Linked DNA regions of Homo sapiens: region 2 is linked to region 1. Evidence: read pairs that join two places in POLR2A ChIA-PET (ENCODE). Cell type or tissue: GM12878. All regions are shown on one strand. Links, peaks and the distances in the headings refer to the core of each region. The heading gives the core; the rest is flanking DNA. Region 1 has its middle 59 kb from the start of SPRY2. Region 2 has its middle 94 kb from the start of SPRY2.

The links. Peaks named below come from ENCODE experiments on the same cell type or tissue, not always from the same donor. Only the 100,000 strongest peaks of a DNase experiment are listed, where the experiment ranks them.
Region 2: POLR2A ChIA-PET joins it to region 1 with 5 read pairs; 2 of 35 experiments call an interaction of 5 or more read pairs at or near these places.

Annotation. Positions count from the first base shown.
Region 1 is chr13:80,391,714-80,408,128 of GRCh38, forward strand. No RefSeq gene overlaps it. Among named protein-coding and RNA genes, the nearest start is that of SPRY2, 59 kb to the left of the region's middle. In GM12878, for the core only: no CTCF peak of the experiment used is centred there; DNase peaks (open chromatin) are centred at 7,878, 8,208, 8,617 and 9,568.
Region 2 is chr13:80,239,386-80,255,800 of GRCh38, forward strand. No RefSeq gene overlaps it. Among named protein-coding and RNA genes, the nearest start is that of SPRY2, 94 kb to the right of the region's middle. In GM12878, for the core only: no CTCF peak of the experiment used is centred there; no DNase peak of the experiment used is centred there.

The sequences.
Region 1 (16,415 bases), core at 3,590-11,589:
TGTATAACCTATTGATCAATTTGGAAAAAATGAACATCTTAATACTGAGTCTCTGACTAATGAAGAGATATATCTCTTCATTAGTCAGAGACTCAGTATTAAGATGTTCATTTTTGAAGAGAAGTTCAATAATGAAGAGATATATCTCTTCATTTCTTTAGGTCATTACTTTCTTTCATCAGTCTTTTAGAATTTTCAGCGTATGGGTCTTACAAATTGTTGGATCAGATTTATGCTTAAGTACTTTGTATTTTTTATGCTATTTCAAATGATACTGTTTAAAGTTTAAATTTATGGCTGGGTGCGATGGCTCATGCTTGTAATCCCAGCACTTTGGGAGGCTGAGGCAGGCAGATCTCTTGAGGTCAGGAGTTCAAGACCAGCCTGGCCAACATGGTGAAACCCCATCTCTACTAAAAATACAAAAATTAGCTGGGTGTGGTGGCACATACTTGTATTCCTAGCTACTCTGGAGGTTGAAGCAGGAGAATCGCTTGAACTCGAAAGGCAGAGGTTGCAGTGAGCCGAGATTGCACCATTGCACTCTAGCGTGGGAGACAGAGCGATATTCCATCTCAAAAAAAAAATTAATTAAAAAATAAAAAAATTTAAATTTCTAATTGTTTAAGCAATGATATAAACATATAGTTGATCTTTATTTATTGATCTTGTATCATGCAACTGTGCTAAAGAAATTTATTAGTTTGAATACCTTTTTGTATATTTCATCTTATTTTTATCATGGATAATCAAGTCACTTGTGAATAAAGATACTTCCCCTTCTTTTTACCCAGCTCCTTCCTTCCTTCCTTCCTTCCTTCTTCCCTCACTCCCTTCCCTTCCTCTCCCTCTTTCCTTCTTTCTCTCTTTCTTTCCTTCCCCTTCCCCTTCTCCTTCCTTCCTTCCTTCCTTCCTTCCTTTTGGCACTGGCCAGAGCCCTCAGAAAATGTTGAATAAAAATGATGAGAATAAAAATCCTTGCTTTGTTTCTCATCTTAGGTTGAAAATATGCATTTTTTAACTCAATTATAATGTTGTCTATATTTTTGGTAGATGGTTTTTATCATGCTGAGGAAGTAATCTTCTATTCCTAGTTTGCTGAGATTTTCTTAAAAATCAAATGGATATTGATATTGTCACTTTTTTGTGCATCTATTGAGGCAATCATGGTTTTTTTTGTTATTGTTGTTAATGTAGTGAATTCTGTTGGTTTGTATTTGAATATTAAAACAAATTTGCATGTCTAGGATAAACATTACTTAGGCATGATGTATTATTCTCTTAATATACTGTGGTAGGCTGAATAGTAGAACTCCAAAATAACAAAGTCCGAAATCCCAGAACCTGTCAATGTTACTTACATGTCAAAAGGGACTTCGTAGATGTGCACAAATTAAGGATACTGGGATGGGGAGATTATTCTGGATTATCTGTGTGGGCCATACAGGTACTCATCAGTGTTTTCATAAAAGGAAGGCAGAGAGAAGATATACTACAGAGAAAAGGTGATGTGATACTGGAAACAGAGATAAGAGGGTTATGTTTTGAAGATGGAGGAAGGGACCACAAGTCAAGGAATATAGGTAGCCTCTAGAAACTGAAAAAAGCAAAAATAAATAAATAAATAAATATAAAAATGGATTTTTCCCTTGAGCCTCCAGAAGGAATTAGCACTGCTGACACTTTGACTTTAATTCAGTTAAACCGATTTCAGACTTCTGACCTCCAAAAGTGTAAGGGAATAGATTTGTATTGTTTTAAGTCACTAAGTTTGTGGTGATTTATTTTAACAGCAATAGGAAACTCATACATATTTTGGGCGTCTAGAAGTGAGATGCGACTGTAACAGATCACCAAAAATGTAGATGTGGCATTTGAATTGGATAATGGGTACAGTCTGGAAGAATTTTAAGGTACATAATAGAAAAAGCCTGCATTGCTTTGAACAGACTGTAAGTGGAAATATAAATGTTAAAGATTCTTGGTGAAGCTCATAAGGAAATAAGGAACATGTTTTGGAAACTGGATAAATATCTTTGTTATATAGTGATAGAAAGCTTAGCTAAATTATGTCTTGAGGTTATGTGTAAAAATCTTGTAAATGATTAACTTGGATATTTAGCTGAGGAAATTTCAAAGCAAAGGGTTAAGATATGATGTGTTTTCTTTTCTTTTTGCTGCTTATAGTCAAATGGGAGGGGAAAGAGATAAATTGAGGAAAGAATTATTAAGGCAAAAAGCAACTAAGACTTGATAATTTGGAAAATTTTCAGTCTATCCAGATTGCAAAAGATGCCAAAATGAAAAGATTCACTGTCAGAAAAGAGTGCTCTTGAGAGCAATCCAAGAGAGTGAGTGGACAACTTTTTGCAAGTGCCTCAGAAGTATTGCAAGATTAAAGTATTCAGTCACACAGAAGTCTCTTTGAAAAGATTAGTCAAGTGACATATGGATTCTAATACATACATAGGAGAACCACAAAGTTTTTAAGAATGATATATCAGCAGAAACTCTGTAAGCTTTTACTGAAAGGGACAGAGGGAAGAGGAAATAAAAGAATGCTGTTGTAATTCCAAAATTTTACAGGTAGGAAACAGGCTGATAAAGTTATTCAGCTGCAAGCACATACTACCATTTATGAAAAAAAAGAAGCGTTCAGAGGATGGAGGCTTGAGACCCAAAAAGATAACCTTGAAGTCTAATAGAGTTTGCTCAGTTGGATTTCAAATTTGCTTGGGGTTGCTGACCCCTTTATTTCTTCTGCTTTTTTTTTTTTTTTCTCCAATTGGAATAGAAATGCCCATAACTATTATCCCATGCCTGTTTCAAGTATTTTGACTTTAGCACAGTGAAACAGATCTCAGAATTCTGATCTCCAGGAATATAAGATAAATTTGTGTTTTTTTAAGTCTATAAATTTTTGGTAATTTGTTGCAAAAGCAATAGAAAGTTTATACAAATATTGTTGTATTCAATCCTACACTTTGTTTTTCAGTGTTATGGGTACACAGATGGAGGAGAATTATGCTTTAGGATGGAACATACCTAAAGCGTGATTTATACCTAATTTATATGACTTAGATGATGAGATTTGGGATATCTGAGCTGATGATATTATTTACTTATTGTTTTTTATTGATACATAGTGTTTGTACATATGTAAGCAATACATGTGATATTTTGATGCATGCATGGAATGTGCAATCATCAAATCATGGTATTTAGGGTATCTATTACTTTGAATATGTATCATTTTGTTTGTGTTGGGAATATTTCAAATCTTTTCTAGCTATTTTGAAATATACAATATACTGTTGTGTATCATATATTGTATAGTTACTCTACTATGCTATTGAACACTAGAACTTATTCTTTCTATCTAACTGTACCTCTATATCTGCTAACCAACCTTTCTTCATGCCCTCCCATCCCATACCATTCTCAGCCTCTGGTAACTATCATTCTATTCTCTACCTCCTTGAACTGATAATATTTAGATGAGACTTTGGTCTTGAACTGATGTTTTAATAGGTGGAGACACTTGGGGAGGCTGGGATGCATTAAATGCATTTTGCATGTAGGGTGAATGTGAATCTTTGGTAGCCAGAAGGCAGACTGATAGGTTGAAAAATGGCCCCCCGAAATATCCACTTCCTCATCTCCAGAACCTGCAAATGTTATACGGCAAAAGGTACTTTGCAAAAGTGATTATGCTAAGGATCTTGAGATGACACTAGGGAGGATATCCAGATGAACAACAAAAGTAACCACAAGTGCCTTTATAAGAAAAGAGCAGAAGGAGATTTGGTTACACAGAGAAGAGGGTGATGTGATTATGGAAGCAGAGTATTGGAGTGATGCACTTTGAAGATGGAGGAAGATGCCACAAGTTAAAGAATATTGGCAGCCACTAGAAGCTAAAAAAAGATAGGTGAATGGATTCTCTCCTTAGAATCTTCAAGAAAAATTAACTCTGTGAATATTTTGAATTTAGCACAGTGAAACAGATCTCAGAATTCTTACCTCCAGGAATATAAGATAAATTTGTGTTTTTTAAGTCTATAATTCTTTGGTAATTTGTTGCAAAAGCAATAGAAAGTTTGTACAAATATTGTTGTATTAAATCGTCTAAAATTTTGATTGGAATTTGTGCTTCTGTGTTCATTAAAGATATTAGTCTATAGTTGTTTTTCTCATATATTTATTTTATTTTATTTTTTTAAAATTATAACAATGGGCCGGGCGTGGTGGCTCATGCCTGTAATCCCAGCACTTTGGGAGGCTGAGGCAGGTGGATCACGAGGTCAAGAGATTGAGACCATCCTGGCTAACACGGTGAAACCCGTCTCTACTAAAAATACAAAAAATTAGCCAGGCATGGTGGCAGGCGCCTGTAGTCCCAGCTACTCAGGAGGCTGAGGCAGGAGAATGGTGTGAACCCGGGAGGCGGAACTTGCAGTGAGCCGAGATTGTGCCACTGCACTCCAGCCTGGGTGACAGAGCGAGACTCCGTCTCAAAAAAAAAAAAAAATTATAACAATGTATTATTTCATCAGTTTCAAGGGTATAATGCCAGAGATTTTTTCCACTTTATTAATTTTATTTTACTGTGGCAAGAACACTTAACGTAACATATACCCTTTTAAGAAATTTCAAAGTGTAAAATGCAGTAGTGTTGACTATAGAAGCATACCTTGGTGATGCCGCAGGTTTGATTCTACACCATCTCAAAAACATTAATATCACAATAAAATATCATACTAATTTTTTGGTTTCTGGTGCAAATAAAAGTATGTTTACATTATACTGTAGTCTATTGTGTGCAATAGTCTTATGCCTAAAAATGCACATACCTTAACTTAAAAATACTTTATTGCTAAACAAATGTTAAATATCATCTGAGTAAGGTGTAATCTTTGTGCTTGTGGAGGGTCTTGCCTCAATGTTGATGACTGCTGACTGATCAGAGTGGTGATGTTGAAGGTTGGGGTGGCTGTGGAAATTTCTTAAAATAAGACAACAATAAGGTTTGCCACATCAATTCACTCTTCCTTTCATGGAAGAATTCTCTGAAGCAAAGCTATGTGATAGTGTTTTACTCACAGTAGAACTTCTTTCAAAACTGGAGTCAGTCCTCTCAAACCCTGACACTGCTTTATCAGCTAAGTTTATGAAATAGTCTAAATCCTTTGTTGTTATTTCAACAATGTGCACAGTATGTTCATGAGAAGTAGATTCCATCTCAAAAAACCAATTTCTAGGTCAGGCGCAGTGTAATCCCAGTGCTTTGAGTAGCTGAGGTGGGAGAATTGCTTCAGGCCAGGAGTTTGAGATTAGCATAGGCAACATAGTGAGACTCCTGTCTCTACCGAGAAGAATAATAAGAAAAAGGAGAACAAGAAGAAAGAAGGAGAAGGCGAAGGAGAAGGAGAAGGAGAAATCACTTTCTTTGAAGATTGCAGCAATTCTATCACACCTTCAGGCTGTACTTCTAATTCTAGTTCTCTTGCTACTTCCACCACATTTGCAGTTACTTCCTCCACTAAAGTCATGAGCCTCTCAAAGTCATCCATGAGGATTGGGATCAATTTATTTCAAACTTCTGTTAATGCTGATATTTGGACCTCCTCCCATGAATCATCAATGTTCTTGATGGCATCTAGAATGGTGAATCCTTTCTATAAGGGTTTCAATTTACTTTGCCCAAATCTATCGGAAGAATCACTATCTATGGCAGCTATGGCCTTACAAAATGTATCTCTTAAATAATAATATTTGAGAGTCAAAATGACTTTTTGATCCATGGGCTGCAGAATGGATGTTTGTTGGAGACTGAAAGAATGAGGGTCATGACCAACCCAGTATACCACTGGAGGCTACATGAGTAAACAGCAAACTGTTCTCATGAAAGCAGGTTGTTGGCAAACTTGGCAAACTACGTCTGCCACCCAGAAGGAATGCTGAGGGCAGTCACACCTCAAGCACAAGTGTTTCCTGTGATTAGGCATAGCTGAAGCCTGTTGGCAATAATGTGAACCTGTGATCAATTAAGCAGCTGACCAATTGTTACCTCCTCCTCCCTGCTCTTTCTACCCAATAAATACAAAGGGCTGTAGAAGCTCAGGGAGGCCGCCTTTGCTCACTAGAAGCAGGGATCCCTCTTCTTCCCCTGGCCCCTTTCTTTAAAACAGTTTCTTTTAAGTTTTCATTTCTGTGTTCGTCCTCCTTCATTCAGTCCCATGGTAACTGTGGCAAACCATGGCAAACTGCAGCAAGTGGCACCCAAACAGAGACCGTGGGGACAGATAGAGATTAGTAGAGACTAGCAGAGACTTGCAGGGACAGATAGGGACAAACAGGGACAGATAGGGTCCTATAGGGACATGAACGAAGAAGGTCTGCTGGAGCAGAAGTAGTAAACCCAGATGAACCAGAAACCCCATTACAAGTCTGCCAGCTGCAATATAAGGTCACTGCTCTAAAGAGGTACTGGTCAGTGCCCTAAAGAGGTATAGAGAATGGGAAGTTTTTGAATCAGGGTAACATGGGGAAGAACTTGGCTATTTCTTTTCTCTTTTTTGTTTGGAGTTTGGTTTGTACTGTCTTTGTCATTATTTCAGGGTTTGAGAGAATTTTTTGATCCACCTACAGCACCTATTGAGGGTAGTGAACAGGAGAGGGAGGATGAAAATTGGTTTGTACTGTCTTCTTTTGTGGCTACAGAAAGCCTAACTTTAACTTTTGAGAGTGCAAACATGGATTGTAAACATGCACTGGCACCTGTGAGATGTACAAAAATCTTGGGAGGTTTTCTCAGAGCTTGTCAAGATGTGGGAACTGAGCTTCATTACTCTACAATATTGGCTCAATAATGACTAATTTGATAGTTGACAGATCTAAAAGGAGCCAAGGGTCAAGCCTTAAAGTGGGAAAATGTTATAAGTGTAGAAAAATTGGACATTTTAAAAAAAGAATGCCGTCAGACCTCTGGGCAGAAGGGATCTTATAACACAGTCCCCTCCTAACAGAAAAAAAAGCCAGGATTTTGCCCTTGTTGCAATAAAGGAAATCACTGGGCTAATCAATGCCACTCAAAATTTCATCAAAATGGCACCCCCCTGTAGGGAAACAAGAAGGGGGCCTGGACCGGGGCACCTCAAACAATGAGGGCACTCCTCCTCCAGGCCACAACTCCGTTTCAGGGGTGAGTTTCTGGAGGCACGTCGATTCCCTCTCCCCGGGAACACCTGGAAGCGCGGGATTAGATCTCCCAGTCAGAGAACGGGTTACGTTAATTGGAGGAAACAAACTCACTAAGATTCCCACTGGTATTTGGGGACCTTTGCCAATAGGATACATGGGATTAATTTTGGGTAAAAGTCATCTTAACTTACTGGGCATTACTGTAGTCCCAGGAGTTGATTTTGATTGGGAAGGAGAAATTCAGGTGGTGGTGGTGGTGTCACAAGATCTTTGGGTTTTTGAACCAGGGAGAATATATTGCTCAACTGTTGCTTATTCCCTGTAAATTGCACCCTTCTCCACAAAAGGAGAAAGGAGAGAATCAAGGGATTTGGAAGTACAACTACACAGGAAATTTATCTATCACAACCCATAGCATCTAGTAGACCCACTTGTGCAGTGCAAATTGAAGAAGAGTTTTGTGGGCTTATGGATGCAGAAGCAAGAGGCTGATCTCTCATGGTAATAGATCGTGAGGATTTTTTTTTTTTTTTTTTTTTTTTTGCTATAGTGTTGCACGAGAAAAATAAGCTTTGATTTGTTTTCTTTGTTTTCTCTGTGCCTTCTGTTAATCAGAAAGAGCCTGCCTCTCATTATCAATGGAAAGTTTTACCGCGTGGTTAACCAAAGAGGAAGAAGCTGAATTGCAGCTTGTGGAGCAGATGCATCAGCAACAGCATGCCCCCAGCTACAGCCTCAAAAGCCTTTGCCTTTTTTCAATTAATTTGCTAATGTGGGGATGAGGGTACGCTTGTGTTTTTGCAGGAGATGAACAAACTCTATGGGTGCCCTTAAGGTGTGTACGACCATGGAATAGGAGACTGGAGGGACCCATGCAACCCAACTGTGGGCCTGGTTCCCCCAGTACGAGCTGAATGCAAAGACAGAACGAACCAGCAATTGAAGCCTGCACATTTTGCAATTACCTTTCTCAATTAATTTAAAAACACAAAGGGAGAGATGTTGGAGACCGCAAGAATGAGCGTTGTGACCAACTCAGTATACCACTGGAGGCTATGTGAGTAAAGAGCAAACTGTTCTTACAGGTTGTTGGCAAACTGACAAACGGTGTCTGCCACCCACAAGGAATGCTGAGGGCAGTCACGCCCCAAGCACAAGTGTTGCTTGTGATTAGGCACATCTGAAGCCTGTTAGCAATAATGTGAACCTGTGATCAATTAAGCAGCTGACCAATCGTTACCTCCTCCTCCCTGCTCTTTCTACTCAATAAATAAAAGGGCTGTAGAAGCTCAGGGTGGCTGCCTTTGCTCACTAGAAGCAGGGATCCCTCTTCTTCCCCTAGCCCCTTTCTTTAAACTGTTTCTTTTAAGTTTTCATTTCTGCATTTGTCTGCCTTCATTCAGTCCCGTGGTAACCATGGCAAACCGCAGTAGATGTTGTGTTAGCAGGTATGAAAATAACATTAATCTCCTTGTACATATTCATCAGAGTTCTTGGGGGACCAGATACACTGTTGATGAGCCATAATATTTTGAAAAGAATCTTTTTTTTTTTTTTTTTTTTTGAGCAGTAAGTGTCAATATTTGGCTTACACTATTCATTAAACCATGCTGTGAACACGTGTTCTGTCATCCAGGCTTTGTTATCTCATTTATAGAGCATAGGTAGAATAGATTCAGCTTAGTTCTAAAGGGCTGTAGGATTTTCAGAATGGTAAACAAGCATTGGCTTCAGTTTAGTCACCAGCTGCATTAGTCCCTAGCAAGAGAATCAGCCTGTGCTTTGAAACTTTGAAGCCAGACATTGACTTCCCCTCTCTAGTGATATAAATCCTAGATGGCATCATCTTCCACTATAAGGCTGTTTCATCTACATATAAATTCTCTTTTTTAATGTAGCCACCTTCATCAATTATCTTAGCTACATCTTCTGGATAACTTGCTGTAGCTCCTACATCAACGTTTGCTGCTCCACCTAGCACTTTTATGTTATGGAGATGGCTTCTTTTACTTTAACCTCACGAACCAACCTCTGCTAGCTTCCAGCTTTTCTTCTGCAGCGTTCTCACACCTCTCACTTTTATGAAATTGAAGTAAGTTAGGGCCTTGCTCTGGATTAGGCTTTGGCATAAGAGAATGTTGTGGCTGGTTTGATCTTCCATTCAGATCACTAAAGCTTTCTTCATATCAACGATATGGCTGTTTCACTTTCTTATCATTCATGTGTTTACTGGAGTAGTATTTTTAGTTTCCTTCAATAACTTTTCCTTTGCACTCACAACTTGACTAAGTGGTTGTTGCAAAGGTTTAGTTTTTGGCCTATTCCTGCTTTTGACATACTTTCCGCAATAAGCTTAACTACTAGTAGCTTTTAACTTTAAAAAAGAGATGTGAAACTTTTTTTCACTTGAACACTTAAAGGTCATTGCCAGCTTATTAATTGGCTTAATTTTAATATTACTGTTTCTTAGGGAGTAAGGAGGCTAGTCAGCACAGCAGTCAGAGCTCACATCACATTTATGGTAAGTTTGCTGTCTTTTCTTCTTTAATTTTTCAAAAATTTTTTAAAATTTAAATTTTTAAACTTTTATTTTAGGTTTAGTTTACATGTGAAGGTTTGTTACATAGGTGAACTCATGTCACAGGGGTTTGTTGTACAGATTATTTCATCACCCGGGTATTATGCCCAGCACCCAATAGTTATCTTTTCCATTCTTCTCCCTCCTCCCACCCTCCACCCTCAAGTAGACCCCAATGTCTGTTGTTCCCTTCTTTGTGTTCATGAGTTCTCATCATTTAGCTCCCACTTATAAGTGAGAACATGTGGTATTTGATTTTCTGCTCCTTTATTAGTTTGCTAAGGATAATAGCTTCCAGCTCCATTCATGTTTGTGCAAAAGACATGATCTCGTCCTTTCCTGTGGCTGCATAGTATTCTGTGGTGTATATGTATCACATTTTGTTTATCCAATCTGCCATTGATGGGCATTTAGGTTGATTCCATGTCTTTGCTGTTGTGAATAGTGCTGCAATGAACATACACATGCAAGTGTCTTTATGGTAGAATGATTTATATTCCTCTGGGTATATACCCTGTAATGGGATTGCTGGGTTGAATGGTAGTTCTGCTTTTAGTTTTTTGAGGAATCACCATACTGCTTTCCACAATGGTTGAACTAATTTACGCTCCCATCAACAGTGTATAAGTGTTCTCTTTTCTTTGCCATCTCACCAGCATCTGCTATTTTTTTTTTTTTTTTACTTTTTAATAGCCATTCTGACTGGTGTGAGATGGTATCTTGTTGTGGTTTTGATTTGCACTTCTCTAATAATCAGTGATATTGAGCTTTTTTTTCATATGCTTGTCAGCTGCATGTATGTCTTTTGAAAAGTGTCTGTTCATGTTCTTGACCCACTTTTTAATGGGGTTGTTTTTCTCTTGTAAATTTGTTTACATTCATTACAGGTGCTGGGTATTAGACCTTTGTCAGATGCATAGTTTGCAAAAATTTTCTCCCATTCTGTGGGTTGCTATTTACTCTGTTGATAATTTCTTTTGCTGTGAAGAAGCTCCTAAGTTTAATTAGATCCCATTTGTCAATTTTTGCTTTTGTTGCTATTGCTTTTGGTGGCTTTGTCATGATTGCCTAGATTGTCTTCCAGGGTTTTTGTACATTTGGGTTTTACATTTAAGTCCTTCATCTATATTTGAGTTTATTTTTCTATATAGTGTAAGGTGGGGTCCAGCTTCAAACTTCTGCATATGGCTAGCCCGTTATCCCAGCACCATTGGTTAAATAGGGAGTCTTTTCCTTATTGCTTCTTTTTGTCAACTTTGTTGAAGATCAAATGGTTGTAGGCATGTGGCTTTATTTCTGGGCTCTCTATTCTGTTCCATTGGTCTATGTGCCTGTTTTTGTAACAACAATATGCTGTTCTGGTTACTATAGTCCTGTAGTTTAGTTGGAAGTCAAGCAATGTGGTGCCTCCCACTTTGTTCATTTTGCATAGGATTGCCTTGGCTATCTGGGCTCTTTTTTGTTCCATATGAATTTATAGTAGTTTTTTCTAGTTCTGTGAAGAATGTCATTGGTAATTTGATAGGAATAGCATTGAAAATATGTACATTACTTAGGGCAGGATGGCCGTTTTAATGATATTGATTTTTTCCTATCCATGAGCACGGGATGATTTTTCCTTTGTTTCTTCTCTGATTTCTTTCAGGAGTGTTTAATTCTCATTATAGAGTTCTTTTACCTCCCTGGTTAGCTGTAGTCCTAGGTATTTTATTCTTTTTGTGGCAATTGTGAATGGGATTGTTCTCCTGATTTGCATCTTGGCTTAGCTACAGTAGGAATGCCAGTGATTTTTGTACATTAATTTTGTGTCCTGAAACTTTGCTGAAGTTGTTTACCAGCTAGCTGAAGGAGCTTTTGGGCCAAGAGTATGGGGTTTTCTAGATATAGAATCATGTCGTCTGCAAACAGAGATAGTTTGACTTCCTCTCCCTGTTTGGATGCCTTTTCTTTTTGTTGCATGATGGCTCTGGCTAGGATTTCTAATACTATGCTAAATAGAAGTAGTAAGAGAGGGCATCCTTTTCTTGTGTCGGTTTTCAAGGAAAATGTTTCTAGCCTTTGCCCGCTCAGTATAAAGTTGGCTGTGAGTTTGTTACAGATGGCTGTTCATATTTTAATGTATATTCCTTCAGTACTTAGTTTGTTGAGAATTTTTAACATAAAGGGTGTTCAATTTTATTGAAAGCCTTTTCTGTGTCATTTGAGATAATCATATGATTTTTGTCTTTAGTTTTGCTTATGTGATGAATCACATGTATTGATTTGCATATGTCGAACCAATCTCGAATCCCAGGGATGAAGTCTACTTGATCATGGTGGATTAACTTTTTGATGTGCTGCTGGATTTGGGTTGCAAGTATTTTTTTGAGGATTTTTGCATTGATGTTCACCAAAGATATTGGCCTAAAGTTTTCTTTTTTTGTTGTGTCTCTGCCAGGTTTCAGTACTAGGATGATGCTGGGCTCATAGAATGAGTTGGGGAGGAGTCCCTTCTCAATTATTCAGAATAGTTTTAGTAGGAATGATACCATATCTTTGTGCATCCAGTAGAATTTGGCTATGAATTTATCAGGTCCTAGGCTTTCTTTTTTGGTTGGTAGGCTATTTATTACTAATTCCATTTTGGAGCTCGTTATTGGTCTGTTTAGGGAATCAATTTCTTCCTGGTTCAGTCTTGAGAGGGTGTATGTGTCTAGGAATTTATCCATCCCTTCTAGGGTTTCTAGTTTATGTGCATAGAGGTGTTTGTAGTAGTTTCTGATGGTTATTTTTATTTCTGTGGGGTCAGTGGTAACATTCCCTTTATCATTTCTAATTGTGTTTATTTGAATCTTCTCTTTTCTTTATTAATCTAGTTAGTGGCCTATCTTATTAATTTTTCCAAAAAACCAACTGATGGATTTGTTGATCTTTCAAATGGTTTTTAGCATCCCAATTTCCTTCAGTTCAGCTCTGATTTTGGTTATTTCTTGTCTTCTGCTAGCTTTGGGGTTGATTTGCTCTTGCTTCTTGAATTCTTTCAGTTTCAATGTTAGGTTGTTAATTTGAGGTCTTTCTAACTTTTTGATGTGGGTATTTAGTGCTATGAATTTCCCTCTTAACACTGCCTTAGCTGTGTCCCAGAGAGTCTGGTATGTTGTATCTTTGTTCTCATTCATTTCAAATAACTTCTTGAATTCTGCCTTAATTTCATCATTTACCTAAAAGTCATTCAGGAGCATGTTGTTTAATTTCCATGTAATTTCATGGTTTTGAGCAATTTTCATAGTCTCCTGACTTACATTTTTATTGTGCTGTGGTCTGAGCCATGCATTTGATATGATTTTGGTTATTTTACATTTGTTGAGAATTGTTTTATGTACAATTATGTGGTTGGTTTTAGAGCATGTGGCAATGAGAAGAATGTATATTCTGTTGTTTTGAGGTGGGGAATTCTGTAGAGGTCTATCAGATCCATTTGATCTAATGTTGAGTTCAAATCCTGAATATCTTTGTTCATTTTCTGCCTTGATGATCTGTGTAATACTGTTAGTGGAGTGTTGAGGTCTCCCACTATTATTGTGTGGTAGTCTATGTCTCTTTGTAGGTCTCTAAGAACTTGCTTTATGAATCTAGGCGCTCCTGTGTTTCATGCATAGATACTTAGGACAGTTAGGTCTTCCTATTGAATCCATAATCATTATGTAATGTCTTTGTGTGTTGACCTTTGCTGGTTTAAAGTCTGTTTTGTCTGAAATTAGGATTGCAACCCCTGCTTATTTTCTGTTTTCCATTTGCTTGATAGATTTTCTTCCATTCCTTTGAGCCTATGGGTGTCATTACGTGTTATATGGGCCTCTTGAAGACAGCATACCATTGAGTCTTGCTTTTGTATTTTTATTTTTTTGAGATGGAGTTTTGCTCTTGTTGCCCAGGCTGGAGTGCAGTGGTGCAATCTCGGCTCACTGCAACATCCACCTCCCGGGTTCAAGCAATTCTCCTGCCTCAGCCTCCCGAGTAGCTGGGATTACAGGTACCCGCCACCATGCCTAGCTAATTTTTGTACTTTTAATAGAAACGGGGTTTCACCATATTGGCCAGGCTGGTCTTGAACTCCTGACCTCAGGCAATCCACCCACCTTGATCTCCCAAAGTGCTGGGATTACAGATGTGAGCCACCATGCCCAGCCGGGTCTTGCCTTTTACAGAGCTTGCCATTTTATGCCTCTTAAGTGGAGCCTTTAGCTGATTTACATTCAAGGTTAGTCTTAATATGTGTGGATTTGATCCTGTCATTGTGTTATTAGCTGGTTATTATTCTGGCTTGTTTGTGTGGTTGCTTTATAGTATCACTGGTCTGTGTATTTAAGTGTGTTTTTGTATTAGCTGGTAGCAGTTTTTCCTTTCTATATATAGTGCTTCTTTCAAGATCTCCTGTAAGGCAGGTCTGGTGGTAACAAACTCCCTCAACATTTACTAATCTGAAAAGGATCTTATTTCTCCTTTAAAAAGTTTTTTGGCTGAATATGAAATTCTTGGTTGAAGATTTTTTTAATTTAAGAATGTTGAATATAGATCACTAATCTCTTCTGGCTTGTAGGGTTTCAGCTGAGAGGTCAGCTGTTAGCCTGATTGGAGTTCCCTTTGTAGGTCACCTGCCTGTTCTCTCTAGCTACCTTTAACACTCTTTCATTTCAACCTTGGAAAATCTGATGATTGTATGTCTTGGGGCTGATCTTCTTGTATAGAATTTTGTAGGAGTTCTCTATCTTCTGAATTTCACTATTGTCCTCTCTAGCAAGGTTTGGGAAGTTTTCTTGGACAATATCCTGAAATAAGTTTTTCAAGTTGTTTGCTTTCTCCCCCTCCCTTTCAGGGATTTCAGTGATTCATAGATTTGGCCTCTTTATATAATCCTATATTTCTTGGGGGGTTTTGTTCATTCTCTTTTATTTTTTCTTTATTTTTCTTCTTTTTTATTTTGACTGTCTTATTTCACAGAGCCAGTCTTCAAGTTCTGAGATTCGTTCCTCAGCTTGGTTTATTCTGTTAATACTTGTGATTGCATGGAAATCCTTGTATTATTCAGCTCTGCCAGATTCATTAGGTTCTTTTTTATGCTGGCTGTTTCATCCTTTAGCTCCTGTATTTTATTTTGGTTCTCAGTTTCCCTGGATTGGATTTTGCCATTCTCCTGAATCTCAATGATCTTCCTTCCTATCCACATTCTGAATTCTATTTTTGTCTTTCCAGCCAGCTCAGCCTGGTTAAGAACTCTTGTTGGAGAACTGGTGTGATCATTTTGAGGACATACGACACTGTGGCCATTTGAGTTTCCAAAGTTCTTGTGTTGGTTCTTTCTCATCTCTACATGTGGGTGTTCCTTTAACTGCAGTGTAGATTGAGTACAGTCAATAGACTTGTTTTCTGGATGCTTTCACTGGGCCAAGGTTTTGTCTAGGGTGTGTATTTGAAGCTGACTTCTTGTCTCTGGTTTCAGAGAGGGGCATGTTAGTGAGGTATTTTTCGTGCTGACACTTTGGGGTGTGATCCAGTAGGTGTTATTTATGTGTATTTGTCAGTTGTAGACTCTTGCTCAGTTGTGTGGCCCCTCTCTGTTTTTTCAGAATTGCAGCCATGTTCCCTCCAAATGCTCTGAAAGTATGGGTTCCCCTCCTCTTTGAGTGCTGGCTGTAGATCATGGCTGGGTACTCCTGGGCTGCCCACTGCAGCTCAGGGGTGATCTTAGTGGGTTTCTTTTTTTTTCTTTCCTCAACTTGGAGGCAGCAGAAGGGACCTTAGTAGTGGTTTGTGGCCAAGGCTCCTTTGCTTGTCTCCTGGGGGCTCCACCCCAGAGAGATGCAGATCAGCAATCACTCAATGTAATCAGGTGAGAATGGGCCCACATTTGGGGTTCCCTGTCAGATGACAAGCAGCAGGGATGGGTGAGATTTATGGGAGACAGGCTGGCCTCCTGTCCTTGGGTCGACTGCAGCTTGTTAGAGGTGTGGATAAGGCACTTGGGGTCTTTGCTCCTTCATTAGTCCAAGGGTAGCAAGTGCAGTTCCGCTGCAGAGGCAGTGGCAGAGCCTTTTAGTTTCCCCTGGGAGATCTGCCCAGGGAGTTGCAGAGCTGCTGCTGGCTCAGTAGCCCTGACGGGGTGGTTGGAGGACCTGCCCAGTGAGGAGATATGGGAACAGACACCCATGTAACAGCCTGGCCACTTTTCTGTAGGGCTGCTGTGGTATGCTTGGGCCTGCTCCAGTCCTTGGTCACCTCAAATTTTCCAGTACCTGGAGGTATCAACAATGAATGCTGCAAAACAACAAGATGGTGGCCTGCCCTTTTCTCTGGAAGCTCCATTCCTGGGAGGTACAGCCTTGTTGCTGGCCCAAACACACCTGTGGGAGGTGGCTGGAGATCACCTTGTTTGGGAGGTCCCACCCAGTGAGGAGGAAAGGGATCAGGGACCTGCTTTAAAAAGCAGTCTGGCCATGTTTTAGTACAGTAGCTGTGTTGTGCTAGGGGACTGCTTCAGCCCCAGTTGGCTTGAACTCTCCAAAGTCCGGAGGCTGAAATGGCTAAATCACCCAAACAGCAAAGATGGTGGCCCACCCCTTCCTCTGGGACCTTCATCCCAGGGAGGTTTCAAATC
Region 2 (16,415 bases), core at 4,847-12,846, 150 kb before region 1:
CTGGGTAAGCAAACAACAGAGTGTAAAAGTATTCTCTAAGACATCACAGAAATACAAAAGAGAGAAAGAGGGGGAAAACAAAAAAATAGAAATATTAAAGAAGGGTGGAAGAAAAAAAGTTTTTTGGCAAACAGAAATAGGTTGGAAACTCAAGATTTAAGTGTGACTGCAAATGTGCAAAGATTGCACATTTTGCTAAGGAGAAGCGGATTAATATTTTCAGAAGCTGGAGAAAGCAATCAAAGACAACCTGCCTGGAAAGTAATACATTAATTCATCTTGCAAATATTTTTAAGTGCCTACTCAGAAAGGCAATATGAAGGGAAAGAGTACTTAAAAACTGGAATTTGGGGCTAGTTTTTCTGGTTTTGCATTGTGAAGTCACCACCACTTACTAGCAACCTCAGGCAACTTACTTCAACTCCCTGTATCTCCACTTCCTCATCTGTCAAGAGTGATATTAATGATACATTTCTGTTGGGATTCTTTGAGAATTAGATGGTCTGAAATAAAACATATAAAACACTTTGAACCACCAGGTACATACTAAATGTAAAATAGATGTTAGTTTTTCTTATTACATTGTACTGGACACTGTGCTAGGTGTTATTTTAATCTTACCACCACAAAGCTTACTTTCTAGTAGCGACATATAATCCCTGTAAATAAGCATCATGACATGCTATAGATGGTATGATAAAAATGTGGCCATGTACAGATGGGTCAAAGAGAAAAAAGTGGTCAAGGAGTTTGGATCGGAGGTTTATTTAGGGGGTAGCCTCTAACTTGAGTCTTGAATGAAGATTAAGAATTTGCTAGGCAGGTTAGACTGGAGAAAAAAGCACTGTAATCAGAGGACATTACATGAACAAAGACATAAAGACTTGAAATAACATGGACTATTGGAGCAACTGAGTACTGAAGTTGGAGGAAGAAGGGAGAATTCTTTTTTTTTTTTTGAGACAAGAGTCTCACTCTGTCGCCCAGGCTGGAGTGCAGTAGCATGATCTCAGCTCACTGCAGCCTCTGCCTCCCGGGTTCAAGCCTGCCTCAGTCTCCCGAGTAGCTGGGATTACAGGCGTGCACCACCAAACCCAGCTAATTTTTGTATTTGTATTGTGTATTTCAAAGTAACTACAAAAGAAGAATTTTAATGTTCTCAACACAAAGAAAAAAATGAATGTTTGTGGTAATAGATACCCTAATTAACCTCATTTGATCATCACACATTGTATACATGTATCCAAATTTCACGTGTACCCCAAACTATGTACAACTATTAATATGTCAATTAAAACTTTTTAATTCCAGGAAATAAAGATGATGAGTGGCTTAAAAACAAATAAATAAATATATTTCGAGAGGACAGCATGTTTAAATATTTCACAGCTATTAAAATTGGGTGTCTGTAAGAATATTTACTGATATCACATACATTGTAATAGCTAATTTTAAAAGTAAAATACAAAATTACATATATGATGGGATCCTTGTTATTAAAAATACATAAACATGTCCATGTAAAGTTAATTCCAAGATATGTTTATAATTGTCACTTACCCTAGTTGGCAAAATTTGGGGTTGTTTTCATTTTCTTTAAACATATACAGTCATGTGTCACATAACATTTTGGTCAACAATGTATCCCATATATGGTAGTAGTTCCATAATGTCACAGGATCCTAGAGGTGTCACTTTTCCAGCCGGAAACCTCCTTGGCCAGTGGCTCCTTTGCCTGAGTTTTGCTAGGGCCCGCTGGGCCCGTTTCATCCACTCAGCCTGACAGGCCGAACTGGGCTCACACTACTGGCCTAGAAACCACACCTGCCAAGGGTGAGCCAGGTGCGGAGTGGTGAGGGACTTGTGAGTGAGTGAGCATGGGGTCCAGCCACTGAGCACAGCCAGGCAGCTCCAGGCGCTGGTATGGGCACCTGCTCTCTGCAACGCTGTGGCTGGACCAGGCGTACCACAAGCAGCTTCCACGGCTGGCATAGGGAAACGCAGTGGCGCCTGGAAGCCTGGAGAAGCCAGGAGCTACAGAGCCCCAAAGAGGGTGTCACAGCCCTGGGTAAGAGAGCTTCTAGGTCTGGGATCCCTGAGGGGCCGCAGCTCTTCTCTCCTTCTCTTCTCTCCTTCCCATGGCTCGCAACATGGTAGCACAACATTGTGTTAATGCTGGTATAGGCCGAGTGATGTGGCTCACGCTTGTAATCCCAGCACTTTGGGAGGCCGAGGCGGGCAGATCACGAGGTCAGGAGACCGACACCATCCTGGCTAACACGGTGAAACCCCGTCTCTACTAAAAATACAAAAAATTAGCCAGGCGTGGTGGTGGGTGCCTGTAGTTCCAGCTACTCGGGAGGCTGAGGCAGGAGAATGGCGTGAACCCAGGAGGCGGAGCTTGCAGTGAGCCGAGATTGCGCCACTGCACTCCAGCCTGGGCAACAGAGAGACTCTGTCTCAAAAACAAAATAAAATAAAATAGTGCTGGTATAAACAAACCCATCGCACTCCCAGTAGTATAAAAGTATAGCTCATATAACTATGTACAATACATAATACTTGAAATGATAATAAATGACTGTTTCTAGTCTATGTATTTGCTATACTATACTGTTAATCATTATTATTATTATTATTATTATTATTATTCTTTTGAGACGGAGTTTTGCTTTTGTGCCCAGGCTGGAGTGCAATGGTGCCATCTCAGCTCACTGAAACCTCCACCTCCCGGGTTCAAGCGATTCTCCCTTCTCAGCCTCCCGAGTAGTTGGGATTACAGGCATGTGCCACCACGCCTGGCTAATTTTGTATTTTTAGTAGAGACGGGGTTTCTCCATGTTGGTCAGGCTGGTCTCAAACTTCCAACCTCAGGTGATCTGCCCGCCTCAGCCTCCCAAAGTGCTGGGATTACAGGCATGAGCCACCATGCCCAGCCTAATCATTATTTTAGAGTGTTCTCCTTCTACCTATAAAATAATTAACTGTAAAATAGCCTCAGGCAGGTCCCGCAGGAGATATTCCAGAAGAAGTCTTCATCATCACAAGAGATGACAGTTACATGTATGTTATTGCCCCTGAAGATCCTCCAGTGGATCAAGATGTGAAGGTGGAAGACAGTGATATTGATGATCCTGACCCTGTGTAGCCTAGGCTAAGGCATGTTTGTGTCTTAGTTTTTAACACAAATGTTTAAAAAATAAAATAAAATAATTTAAAAATAGAAAAAAGCCTATAGCATAAGTATATAAAGACTAAAACTATTTTTGTACAGCTGTGCAATGTGTGTGTTTTAATCTAAGTGTTAGCATCAAAGAGTTAAAAAGTTAAAAAATTTAACTGTATAAACTTTACAAACTTTTACTTTATAAAGTTTATAAAGTAAAAATATTACAGTATGATAAAGTTAATTTATTATTGAAGAAAGGAAAATATTTTTAAATAAATTTAGTGTAGCCTGAGTGTACAGTGTTTATAAAATCTACAATAGTGTACATAATGTCCTAGACCCTCACAGTCACTCACTACTCACTCACTCACCCAGAACAAGTGCCAGTCCTTCAAATTCCATTCATGGTAAGTGCCCTACACAGGTGTAGCAGTTTTTATCTTTTATAGCATATTTTATGGTATCTTTTCCATCTTTAGATACACAAATACTTACCATTGCATTACAATTGCCTATACCCTTCAGTACAATAACATGCTGTACAGGTTTATACCCTAGGAGCAATAGGCTATAGCACACAGCCTGGGTGTCTTGCAGGCTATGCCATATAGGTTTGTGTAGGGACACTCTATGATGTTCCCACAATGATTAAATCACCTAACAAAGGATTTATCAAAACATATTCTCATTGTTAAGTGATGCATGACTGTGCATAATTTCTAATTTTTCTACAGTGAATATGTACAATTTATAACCACAGAAATGATGAAAGTAACTTTGTAAAGATTAAGTTTCTGTTCTTCTATTTGGTTTTCATTTTCTGTAAAATTATGTGTGTATGTAAGTACACATATATGTAAACTTATATTAAGTTTCATCCTTATGATGTTTCTAAATTAATAAGAAAAAATTTTTCTTCTATCCAGTTTATAAAAAAATTAAAAATGGCTGATGCTGTTTAAGAGATATTTCAAGAAATGGTTAATATTATAAATCACCAGTTACAACTTCAGTTTCAATTACGTTTAAAATTCATGTAGGTGCAATGGCTCATCTTTATGGTGAGTGATGAAGTGTGATGTAACTGTGGATAACAAACAGATGAAGTATAATTTCACAGTCTCACATCAATTAATTTCACTTGGCCCAACTTCACTCAGTAATAAAGGTGTTTTTAACTGGCCTCCTTTCTAGTTTACCTCCTTTTTCTTTAGACCATTGCAGGGGCTATTTCTCTCATGATTCTTGGTACTTGGGAAAGGATTAACATTTCCGTATGGACCTCTAATAATCAGACCTTGTCTAAATTGTTCTCCTCATAGCTATCAAATAGCTAATTTAGCATTTATTTTCATACCCCCATCCACAGAATTTTACTGAGTTGGTTTCTGCCATATTCAATTGAATAAGTAATTATTAGATGTTTTTTATGTATCAGCCATGGAATAAAGGGATACACATAACAATGTAATTATTTTTAAAGGGTTCACAAACATGTGAACAAATGTGAACACGTAAGTAGATGTGTGTGTACACACACACACACACAGTGTTGAATTGAGACTGGGATGAGAATTCAGGAGTCAGAGAATGTTTCAGAACACAGATGGCATCAGAGTGGTATTTGAAGTCTGAGTAGTAGCTCATCCTACAAACAAGGTGGAGAGGGATATTTTAGTGAATGCCAACAGCTTGAACAAAGATGTAGAAGCATTAAAAGACATGACGTGTGTAGGAGATAGTGGTAAATTTGGTAAGGACTTGGGCACACGGGAAGGTGTAATTTGAGATGACTCCCATTGTATTTGATGTTACAAAGTCAGCTATCTACATGGTAAGCAGTGAAGAGGCATTATCTGTCTTTAATCACCAAATCAGATGATTATTTATGGGTCAGATTTTTCTCACAGAAAGAAAATTTTGGTGGTGCTAGAGGAGGAAACTGGGGGCAGATACAATTGTCTGGAGGCTCTCGGGAAGAGGGAGATAAGAACCTGAATCAGGATCTTGGCATGGAATTATGTAATAAATAAGACATATTTGAAAATGGTTGTTGGTGAACAGACTTATGAGAAAAGACAAAGGAGAAGTTAAGGGAAACACTGCTTTGTCACTGGATCCGTGCTTTCTAAGACATGTCCTCCACTCCTGAGGTCAGCAGTCATATATCTGTTTATATCTCCCAGACTTATGTCTGCAGGACAGACACACATTATCTAGTTATAACCACCTAGTTATTACCTGTTATAACCACCTAGACCTGGATAGCCCATAAGCATTTCAAAGTCAACAAATTGAATTAAAACAAACATTATAAACTTCTCCTCTAAATAACATTTCTCGGCTATGCTCCGTTGCTCAAAAGGTGGCATCTTCCTGGAGTAATTCATGAGTTCTTTTACTCACCTCCACCCATCCACTTAATTACCAAGTCTGGTTGATTTTTATCCTTGGAATTTTTTTTTATTTATTTCAAATACGCCCTTGCCTTTCTCTCAATACTTTTCTCTACCTCTGAGTCATCAATTTCCTTGAAAACTACTCCTACATTTACTCCATCCAATTCAACAAAAACCCCTGCCAATTTTACCTCCTAAAGATTTATGTTAACTCCACCTTTTTTTGGGCTATCACCATTTCTCCGTTTTATTAGTCAATTGCTTTACAACTGTAACCAGTTCAGTTCCTCAGAAATATTCGCATGACCTATTAGTGCCCCTTTAACTGGCTTCTCCACTTCCCATTCAGTTCATCTTCCACCCCTTCCTCCAAGCACGTAGTCAAACACAGATCTGCCCACTTCACACCTCTGCTTACAAACTTTCATTGCCTCTCTGTCACCAACAGGATGAAGGCTAAGATCATCAGCAGGGCTGACAATAAACGTCCTCTTAGCCCCCATTCCCTCCCCCCACCATCAATTCCCACCACTCCAGGTTTCACTAAGTAGTTTCTAATTACATACATTAGAATAACCATAAATACAAGTTACCAAAATCAAGGCTATTTAGTCATTTCCTGTTCTTTTATGAGCAGCCCATGGTTCTTCAATACCTCTAATTATTGAATTAGAATATATTACAACATTCTCCAAAGGACACACAGTAGTCAAGTAGTCTCAGATAATAATTATAAATGTAGTTCCAGAGCTCTGCATTAAGATATTGAAACTTTAATAGTATTTCCGCAATTGAATTACAAAACAATTACTCCAACTCAGACTAATCTGGTTTATTTTTAACCCTAGCAAATAAAAATAACAATAATAACGATGATGATAATGATAGCTACCATGTATTGAAGACCAGCAATGTCCCAGATGTTGATAAATGCTTCGTCTGCATTAGAGGTTGAGTATCCCATATCCAAAACGCTTGGGATCAGAATTGTTTCAGATTTTGGATTTTTTAAGATTTTGGGATATTTGCATACATATCATGAGACATCTTGGGGATGGGACCCAAATCTAAATATGAAACTTATTTATGTTTGACATATGCCTTATAGGAGGAAAGTAACTTTATACGATTTCTTTTTTTTTTTTTAGATGGAGTTTCGCTCTTGTCGCCCAGGCTGGACTGCAATGATGTGATCTCGGCTCACTGCAACCTCCGCCTCCTGGGTTCAAGTGATTCTCCTACCTCAGCCTCCCGAGTAGCTGGGACTAGAGGCATGTGTCACCACAGCCAGCTAATTTTTGTATTTTTAGTAGAGACGGGGTTTCACCATGTTGGCCAGGATGGTCTCGATCTCTTGGCCTGGTAATCCACCCGCCTCAGCCTCCCAAAGTGCTGGGATTGCAGGCGTGAGCCACCGCACCTGGCCGCTTTATACGATATTTTTGAATAATTATGTGCATGAAATGAAGTTTTGATTGCATTTGGCTGTGACTCATCACAAGAAGTCATGTGGGGGATCTTCCACATGTGGCATCATGTAGGACTTTGGAGCATTTTGGATTTCAGATTTTCAGATTAGGGATGCTCAATCTGTATCTCAATAGCTCTCAAACTATGTATCACTGTCCCTATTTTACAGATGAATATACTAAGTCTCAATAAGACTCAGGGTCTTTCCCAAAATGTTAATGCCATAGCAGAGAGTAGACCCAAATCTTTCTGATTCCAAGGCTCATTCCCTTGTTACCATGACACACTGCTTAATAAAAGTTTGTTAAATGTATGAATATGTACATTAATGTTAAAAAGCATACAAAGTTATCTTTCATTCTATGCTTAATTTCATGCTTCATGTTCACTTATTTTGTAAAAGCTTATAACATTTACAATCATGTTCAAAGGTAGCAACATAGTATCTTTAACCCTGCACTTGACTATAGAAATTCCCCCTTGAATTAACTGCATATCATAAAATATCTTTTTTCTTTTCTTTTTTTTTTTTTTTTGAGACAGAGTCTCGCTCTGTCGCCCAGGCTGGAGTGTAGTGGCGCCATCTCGGCTCACTGCAAGCTCCGCCTCCCGGGTTCACACCATTCTCCTGCCTCAGCCTCCCGAGTAGCTGGGACTACAGGTGCCTGCCACCATGCCCGGCTAATTTTTTTCTATTTTTAGTAGAGGCGGGGTTTCACCGTGTTAGCCAGAATGGTCTCGATCTCCTGACCTCGTGATCTGCCTGCCTCGGCCTCCCAAAGTGCTGGGATTACAAGCGTGAGCCACCACGCCCGGCCAAAAATATCTTAAACATACTTGTGCATCTAACTATGCCAAGCCTCATGTAAGTCTGAAACAATTAAAACCCTCTCAGGGAAGACTTGGTTAACTTTCCTCTTCCCACACACATAAGATGAGAACCCCCTTCTATATAATATTGCAACACTCGATCTTCCTCTTTCATACCATTTTTAGCAATTGTAAATTTAATAAGTTTTTTTCTTTTACAATTATTTCTTTAGGAACTTCTTCCACAGAGAAACTAAGAAGCCCACTGGAGGCAAAAACTTGTTTACCCTCTTCACATTTTCTCCTATCATCTAGCCCTATGCTTGGCATATTATTTTTGCTTTGCATCTATCTGATGAGTAAATGCATGCATCAAAGAAGCAAGAAATACAGATATGTACAAATACTCTCAATGTTAGGAATCATCGAATCTGGATTACAGGTATTGAGGAATGGGAGTTATTGAGAGAGGTAAAAATTCAATTCCAGAAAACCATGGATGACATGAATAAGAGTTATAAACACTAATTAGTAGGCAGTACAATGAATAAAACAGTTTATTGAGTCCTACGATATAAAATAATAGATGATTAGTTTGATTAAGTTCCTATTTATGTGAGTCTTTTTAAAATAGCTTGACAACAATTTGAAAATTTTCCTGAATAATTATCAGATATTTTTTCATCTACTGGTTTGTCAATTAAAACCTTAACCAAATGTAAGCTCTAACACAACATTCACATGGCTCTCTCATATAACTTTTCTAAATTTCTACACCCATGAAATGAAAGGGCTGTGCAATCACAACTCTTCATCTCATAATTCCTGGTTTGGCTGATATATAAGACAAGACTGGGGAACATACAGACATCATGCGGGAGGTACCACATTCTTTAAATAATGCCATAGTTCAATGTACAGTTGGCAGGAATGGTACATTTGCAGTGGGCCTCCTTTTCTTCACCTGAAAAACTAGCCAGTCATAAATTTCAAAAAAACAAAACAAAAACAAAAAACAAAACAAACAAAAAAAACCTCATGAAATTCAGTAGCTTACCTTTTTAAAACTTATACACTTTTATCATAATGTAGGAAGCAATGATTATAGAAAAAACTTGTGAAGAGCAAGAGATTCTGGTATAGTGGAAAATTTACTGCCACAATTAAAGCTACAAAAGTGTGGCTAAGATCTATAGCAAGTCAGTTGTTTTCCAAGTTCTCAGTTATCTTTATAATGTCTGATCATTTATTGTGGTGGCCTCCCAGATGGTTCCAGTGATTTTTACCATTTGGTATTCACATCCTTATATAGTCCTCTCTCACACTGCACCAGGTTGGCCCATGTATTCAATAGCATACAGTAGAAGTAATAATATGTCACTTCTGACATTAGGTTATAAAAAAGACTGTGACTTTTTTCTGAGACTCCTCTCCTCTCTCTCTCTCTTTCATACACACACACACACACACACACACACACACACACACACACACACAGAGCTGGGGCCACCCAGTTGACAATGACATTGAATCAGTCAATAGGGAAGCCATATGGCAAGAAATGGAAGTCTCTGGCCAACAGACAATGAAGTGAAGTCTGTCAGTAACGCTAGTGAACTTGGAAGCAGATCCTTCTGCCCAGTCAAGTCTTGAGATGACTGCAACCCTAGCTGATATTTTGACTGCTACCCCGACCCTAACTCAGAACCAACTGGGTAAGCTACTTCCAGATTTTTGACTCTCAGAAATTGGGTGATAATAAATGTTTTAATGTGCTAAGGTTAGGAATAATTCTATTATTTATTTATTTATTTTTGAGACAGAGTTTCTCTCTTGTTGCCCAGGCTGGAGTGCAATGATGCAATCTCGGCTCACTGCAACCTCTGCCTCCCAGGTTCAAGCAATTCTCATGCCTCAGCCTCCCGAGTAGCTGGGACTACAGGTGCCCGCCACCATGCCGGACTAATTTTTGTATTTTTAGTAGAGATACGGTTTCACCCTGTTGGCCAGGCTGGTCTCAAACCCCTGACCTAGATGATCTGTCCACCTCGGCCTCCCAAAGTGCTGAGATTACAAGCGTGAGCCACTGCGCCCGGCTGGAATAATTCTTACACAGCACCTACTTCACAAAATTGTTATGAGGGTAAAATAAAAGAAAATGCTCAGAAAACTGATGTTTTAAAAAGTACTGTCCAAAGGTCAACATATCATCATGTGTAATTTCATCTCCTGCTAGCTCTGATAGTGGGCGTCTAAAGAAAGACTTCAGCATAATGAATTCAGCTATAAAAATGTTCTCCTCAAATTTCAGTAAAATAAAAGAACTCTGAAATATCACAAGCTGTGTTCATGATTATGGATAACCTCCAATTCACTTTGTCCTACCTCACAATGAAAATTGAACTACAGTAATTTGCTTTCATAAGAAATTTTTTAAAATAAATATTTAGTTTTCCTTATGGAGATATTACTGTTTAACAGTAAGAAGATAATTATCTTGTTGGGATAAAAAATGTCAATGTTACATTCATAATTTCAGCACTAGGTTTAAAATAGATTCAATGTGTGACCATCACATATGCATAGCCAGAAATATTTCCAAGAGATATCTGTCTTTTAAAGTAGCTAACATTTTGGCATGATTCTTCCAAACTGAAACTGGTAATATCTTTAACAGTCACTCTGTAGGGAAAAAAAATACTGTCATTCTCTAAGGTAACTTTGAGATGAAAAATTATAACAGCAGTTAATGCTTTATAGCTTTAAATTCCAGGATTAATATACTTCAGAAATGATTTAACCTTCAGGATTAATGTAATTCTAAAAGTAGTTAAAAGAAAACCATTACTGGCAATAGATGGTCTACAATAATATATGCCTCATTTATGACTCATTTTCCACATAAAAAATGTTTTGACAAATAGATTTAGATGAAGCAAAACGTAATAAATAAATCAAAGAAATGAAAGTCCTTTATGAAACTGTAAAACACCATATAAATAACAAGTATTATAATATTGGCAATGTTATTATGAAAGTAAATCATAAAATGGCATGTGGGGGAAAACGTGGACAGTGAGAAAATGAAAGCTAGACGAAAGAATGAGAGAGGAAATTTAGACTGTCATGTCAAGAGCAATGTCCTTCTTAACCGCTGGAAAAAAAACATTTCCATTAGACGGATAGACTTAAGTGGTTTCACATTGGAAGACCATCATATTCTGAAGAATGGAAATCCATGAAAGGATCTATGAATAATAAAGGAATTGAAAATAGAATAAAGGGCGGAGAGAGGACAAGGAAAAAAAACTGAGATAAAGGATGCTTCTTAACAATATGATTTGAATTTAAACCCAGAACATCTGCTTTTTGTAAAAATCTGTGTATTAGGTCATAATGAAGGAACTTGTTGACTTGCATCTTCAATTGCAAGAAAGAAATAAAAAGATTATTTTAAAAAAACTCGCCATCTCGAGGGCAATAAAATTTCTCTGAAAGGGAAGCTTCTTACAGGCCAATAGCAGCTGTATGTGCATCTTTCAAAGGACACTCTTGTGAAAGAATTTAAATCAGATTTAGTCCATTCATTTTTAGTAATAAAAAATTGTATCCGTAAAGTGATGTCTGTTCTTATTTTTCAATCCTACCATAATTTAAGAACCCAGCATGGCAAAAAAAAAAAAAAGAATTCTTACTTTTAAAAAGTTAATTTTTGAATTAGCCTCTCCAAATGGGCATTAAGAAATATTTAATTCTTCTTAGCTGAAAATCACAAATCTAGATTCCAAAGTTTGTGAACTTCAGTTTTCTTCTTCACTCAAGGCAATGAATTCTCTTGGTAATAGTTGCTAATAGAGTATTTTATTTCTATAAAGGCAACTTTTAAACCATATTTTCTGGGAATTGTATAATTTAGTTTCATTAATTTCTGGGAATGAAACACATTACTATAAACTTCTTAAAGTTCTGGGAAAAAATACCTGAAATAATGTTTACTTCCCGAGAAAACAATTTTTCCCCTCAGAAAATTCTATTAGCCTCAGATACTTACTGGTTTTCTACATCTGGTTATATTTATCTTTGATCTTGCATCTAGAAAAATTATTATTTTCAAACTTGGTTTTACAAATTACTATTTATATGTTTGAATCCCCTTCCATGTTTCAAATGATTTAGAAAAACAATAATCTTTCCTAGCATTTGAATATCCTGTGACCACATTACATCTCACGTGCATCAGGTTAGCACACCCTGGGATAAAGAATCTCACTAGAAGGATAGCACAGAATAGGCACAAGGTGGAGCAATCCAACTCATCAGTTGCAGGTGCATTGAAGTTTTGCAGTTCTTCACTGGCATCATTCCAGCCAGGCCTACAAATTTCCAGCTAGCCTAAGCACTGTAATGGCTTCGATTGTCTACTTTACTGTCCAAATGATTGGCTACTTGCCAAACCACAACTTTGCTTTAGAAAGAGCTCCTCAAGTGAAGAGGAAAGTTAAGACAATCATTGAGATAATTCAGTCCAAAAGAAATGCATTGTGAAAAACCTGCCTTTTTTGACTTTATCAAGATTGGTATTGTCGACATGGATGAAACTCATTGCACAAGTGTATTTTGCCTCCAAAGATGCTTTCTTTGTGTAGAGGACTTCATCCCGCCATCTAATACTGAGCAGTTCTTAATTTAATTGTCTCTTTAAAAAGTTTTTCAGAGGTATATCTGTGTTAACACACAAAAGAGATGGCTTTTTTGCTATCTACATAATTCATTGTGAAGTATTTGATGGAGTGGTTTTTCAAAAGCCAAAGTAGCTTGGTTGACTACAACAAAGTACAGTTATTTTGTTTATATTGTATAAATATTATTTATTTGTTTATTTGTTTATTTATTTTTTGAGATGGAGTCTCACTCTGTCGCCCAGGCTGGAGTGCAGTGGCGTGATCTCGGCTCACTGCAAGCTCTGCCTCCCAGGTTCACACCATTCTCCTGCCTCAGCCTCCCCAGCAGCTGGGACTACAGGTGCCCGCCACCACACCCGGCTAATTTTTTTGTATTTTTAGTAGAGATGGGGCTTCACCGTGTTAGCCAGGATGGTCTCGATCTCCTGACCTCGTGATCCGCCCACCTCAGCCTCCCAAAGTGCTGGGATTACAGGCATGAGCCACCGCGCCCAGCCACCTATTTATTTATTTATTTATTTTTGAGATGGAGTTTTGCTCTTGTTGCCCAGGCCAGAGTGCAATGGCGTGATCTCAGCTCACTGCAACCTCCGCCTCCCAGGTTCAAGCAATTCTCCTGCCTCAGCCTCCTGAGTAGCTGAGATTACAGTCATGTACCACCACACCCGGCTAATTTTGTATTTTTAGTAGAGACAGGGTTTCACTATGTTGGCCAAGCTGGACTTGAACTCCTAACCTCAGGTGATCCACCTGCCTCGGCCTCCCAAAGTGCTGGGATTACAGGCATGAGCCACTGTACCCAGCTTTATTTATGGTCTTTTACAAGAAGAGTTAACATTCCATCTACAAAATATTTGGCTCTCTCTCTCTCTCTCTCTCTCTCTATATATATATATATAATTTTATATTTATTTTATATGTTTTATATATAAATATATATTATATATAATTTATATAAACATTTTGAATTTGTATGTGTGTGTGTTCTCAGAATGGCAGAATTGATATTTCTTCTCCAAGCTCTATTTTCATCAAAGAAAGGAAGGCAATGATTTCTTAAATTTGAAAATGGAATAGAGATAGCAACAATTTTATAAATATGGATATAAGCTGGAAATAGAATGACATAAATAAAATATGAAAATTTTACATAAGCCTTCCAGAGGCTATATTAGCCGAACATTGTCTCCATATAAGTTATTAGTTCTCTAAAAATAATTATCATATAAATTGATTATTTTTTTAATTTTAATTCATATAATAGAGCTTACTGTAGGCTTAAGTGTTATACAAATTTTCACAATAATCTATGAGGTAAGGGCTTTTATTATTTCTTGTTCCTTCCTCAAACATTAATGGTAGTCACTAGAGATGTCCACAAATATTCTGATGCTTCTCCCTCTAGGCACATGGTAAGCTGGGAACAAACAAGTTACCTGTTTGGCCACAGAAATATGTGGAGAAGTGGTGTCTGTCATTTCCTTGAAAAAAACTGACATATTTCTGTGTGATTCTCAACATCCCCTTCCCAATGCCTTGATGATTGTGGAAAGACTTATCAAGATGGCATTTTCATGATCCTAAGTACCAGAATAACCAACAGTAAAGCCCACATGTGAAACAACTAGAGTAAATTTGGGGAAAAAAAAAGTGTTGAGTCACTGAGATTTTGGAGTTGTTTGTTGCTGCAACATAACTGAGCTTTTCCTGACTGATGCACCAATTATTTCTTCCAACTTGCTCTTCTTAGTCTGGAATAGCATAACCCTAATTTGTCTGTTTATTTTAAAAAATGAATGAAAGGAGGTGATGAGCTAAGGAAGGGAGAAAAAGAGAGAGAGAGATACCTTTGGCTGATGTTGTTAATGCTTTTTACCTTTTTCTTCTTTGATTTTTCCATCTTCCTTTGATAAACATTGAGCCCCAAAATGGAATTTTACAGAATCAGGGTCAAGAATTGGGGCAGGTCATCTCTCAATACAGAAAGTAAACATGGAAGCTTCCCATTTCGAGCTCAATATAAGTATTCTTATTGGCTATGGTGGGAAAACTCAGTTGATTCTAGGATATCAAGTATCTTCTCTTGCTTACTATTAAAAACTCTGAAGATTTAGCCTGCATTCTATGAAATTATCATTTTTATGAGTCAAAATAGGTGAATAATTATAAAACACTTTCAAGATAGTCACCTTTGGCCCCTTCATATAACATTGGAAAGAATATTAATCTCATAAGATACACTCATGAGTTACTTAGACTGAGAAGCTGCATCAAGGGCATACTATTTCTGTATACATTTCCTGTTTCTATAATACTGACATCTTCATAGAGGCCTGTTATCTCACTCCATTGTCACACAACCCTGTGCTCCATGTAGGACAGGGATCAGTTTCTCCCTCTCTTAGTACAGAAACTGAGAAAGGTCCTTGAGGAATTGCCACACTGTCTTCCACAATGGTTGAACTAGTTTACACTCCCACCAACAGTGTAAAAGTGTTCCTATTTCTCCACATCCTCTCCAGCACCTGTTGTTTCCTGACTTTTTAATGATCGCCATTGAACTGGTGTGAGATGGCATCTCATTGTGGTTTTGATTTGCATTTCTCTGATGGCCAGTGATGATCATTTTTTCATGTGTCTGTTGGATGCATAAATGTCTTCTTTTGAGAAGTGTCTGTTCATATCCTTTGCCCACTTTTTGATGGGGTTGTTTGATTTTTTCTTGTAAATTTGTTTAAGTTCTTTGTAGATTCTGGATATTAGCCCTTTGTCAGATGGGTAGATTGTAAAAATTTTCTCCCATTTTGTAGGTTGCCTGTTCACTCTGATGGTAGTTTCTAGAAATACCATTTGACCCAGCCATCCCATTACTGGGTATATACCCAAAGGATTATAAATCATGCTGCTATAAAGACACATGCACACATATGTTTATTGTGACACTATTCACAATAGCAAAGACTTGGAACCAACCCAAATGTCCATCAATGATAGACTGGATTAAGAAAATGTGGCACATATACACCATGAAATACTATGCAGGCATAAAAAGGGTGAGTTCATGTCCTTTGTAGGGACATGGATGAAGCTGGAAACCATCATTCTAAGCAAACTATCGCAAGGACAGGAAACCAAACACCACATGTTCTCACTCACAGGTGGGAATTGAACAGTGAGAACACCTGGACACAGGGTGGGGAACATCACACACCAGGGACTGTCTTGGGGTGGTGGGAGGGGGGAGGTATAGCATTAGGAGATATACCTAATGTAAATGACGAGTTAATGGGTGCAGCACACCAACATGGCACATGTATACATATGTAACAAACCTGCACATTGTGCACATGTACCCTAGAACTTAAAGTATAATTAAAAAATAAATTAATTAAAAAAAAGAAAGTGCGAAAGGTGACTAGATGAAGATCAGAGAGTAGAAAGCAAGAGAGAACTGAGGTCATCAGTACTAACACACACGTGACACCTGTAATAAAAGGTTGCATGCTTTCTGATGCAACGATGTGTTTTATTTTAAACTATACATGATGCCAAAGTAACTATTTAATGTAAGCAGTCTCTTCAAGAATAAGAAAATAAATCAATTATTTAAAGTCTAGCTGTTTCAGTGAATTAACTAATTCAGTGCTAGTGATACAGCCACTTAGATACCATGTCAAATTTATAAAATACCTCTCCTTCCTGAACACTTCCAAACTCTCCCTGAAACTGCTTCATAATTCAATATTTCCATTTTAATTTTGAAGTCTCCACATTAACTTGAAGTTTATGAGGGCAACCTAGATCAGAATCTGATAATTTGATATTTGTTAGTTTCATCTTTGTTTTACTAATCTCACTTTCTTTACTGACGTCCAGGAGACATGC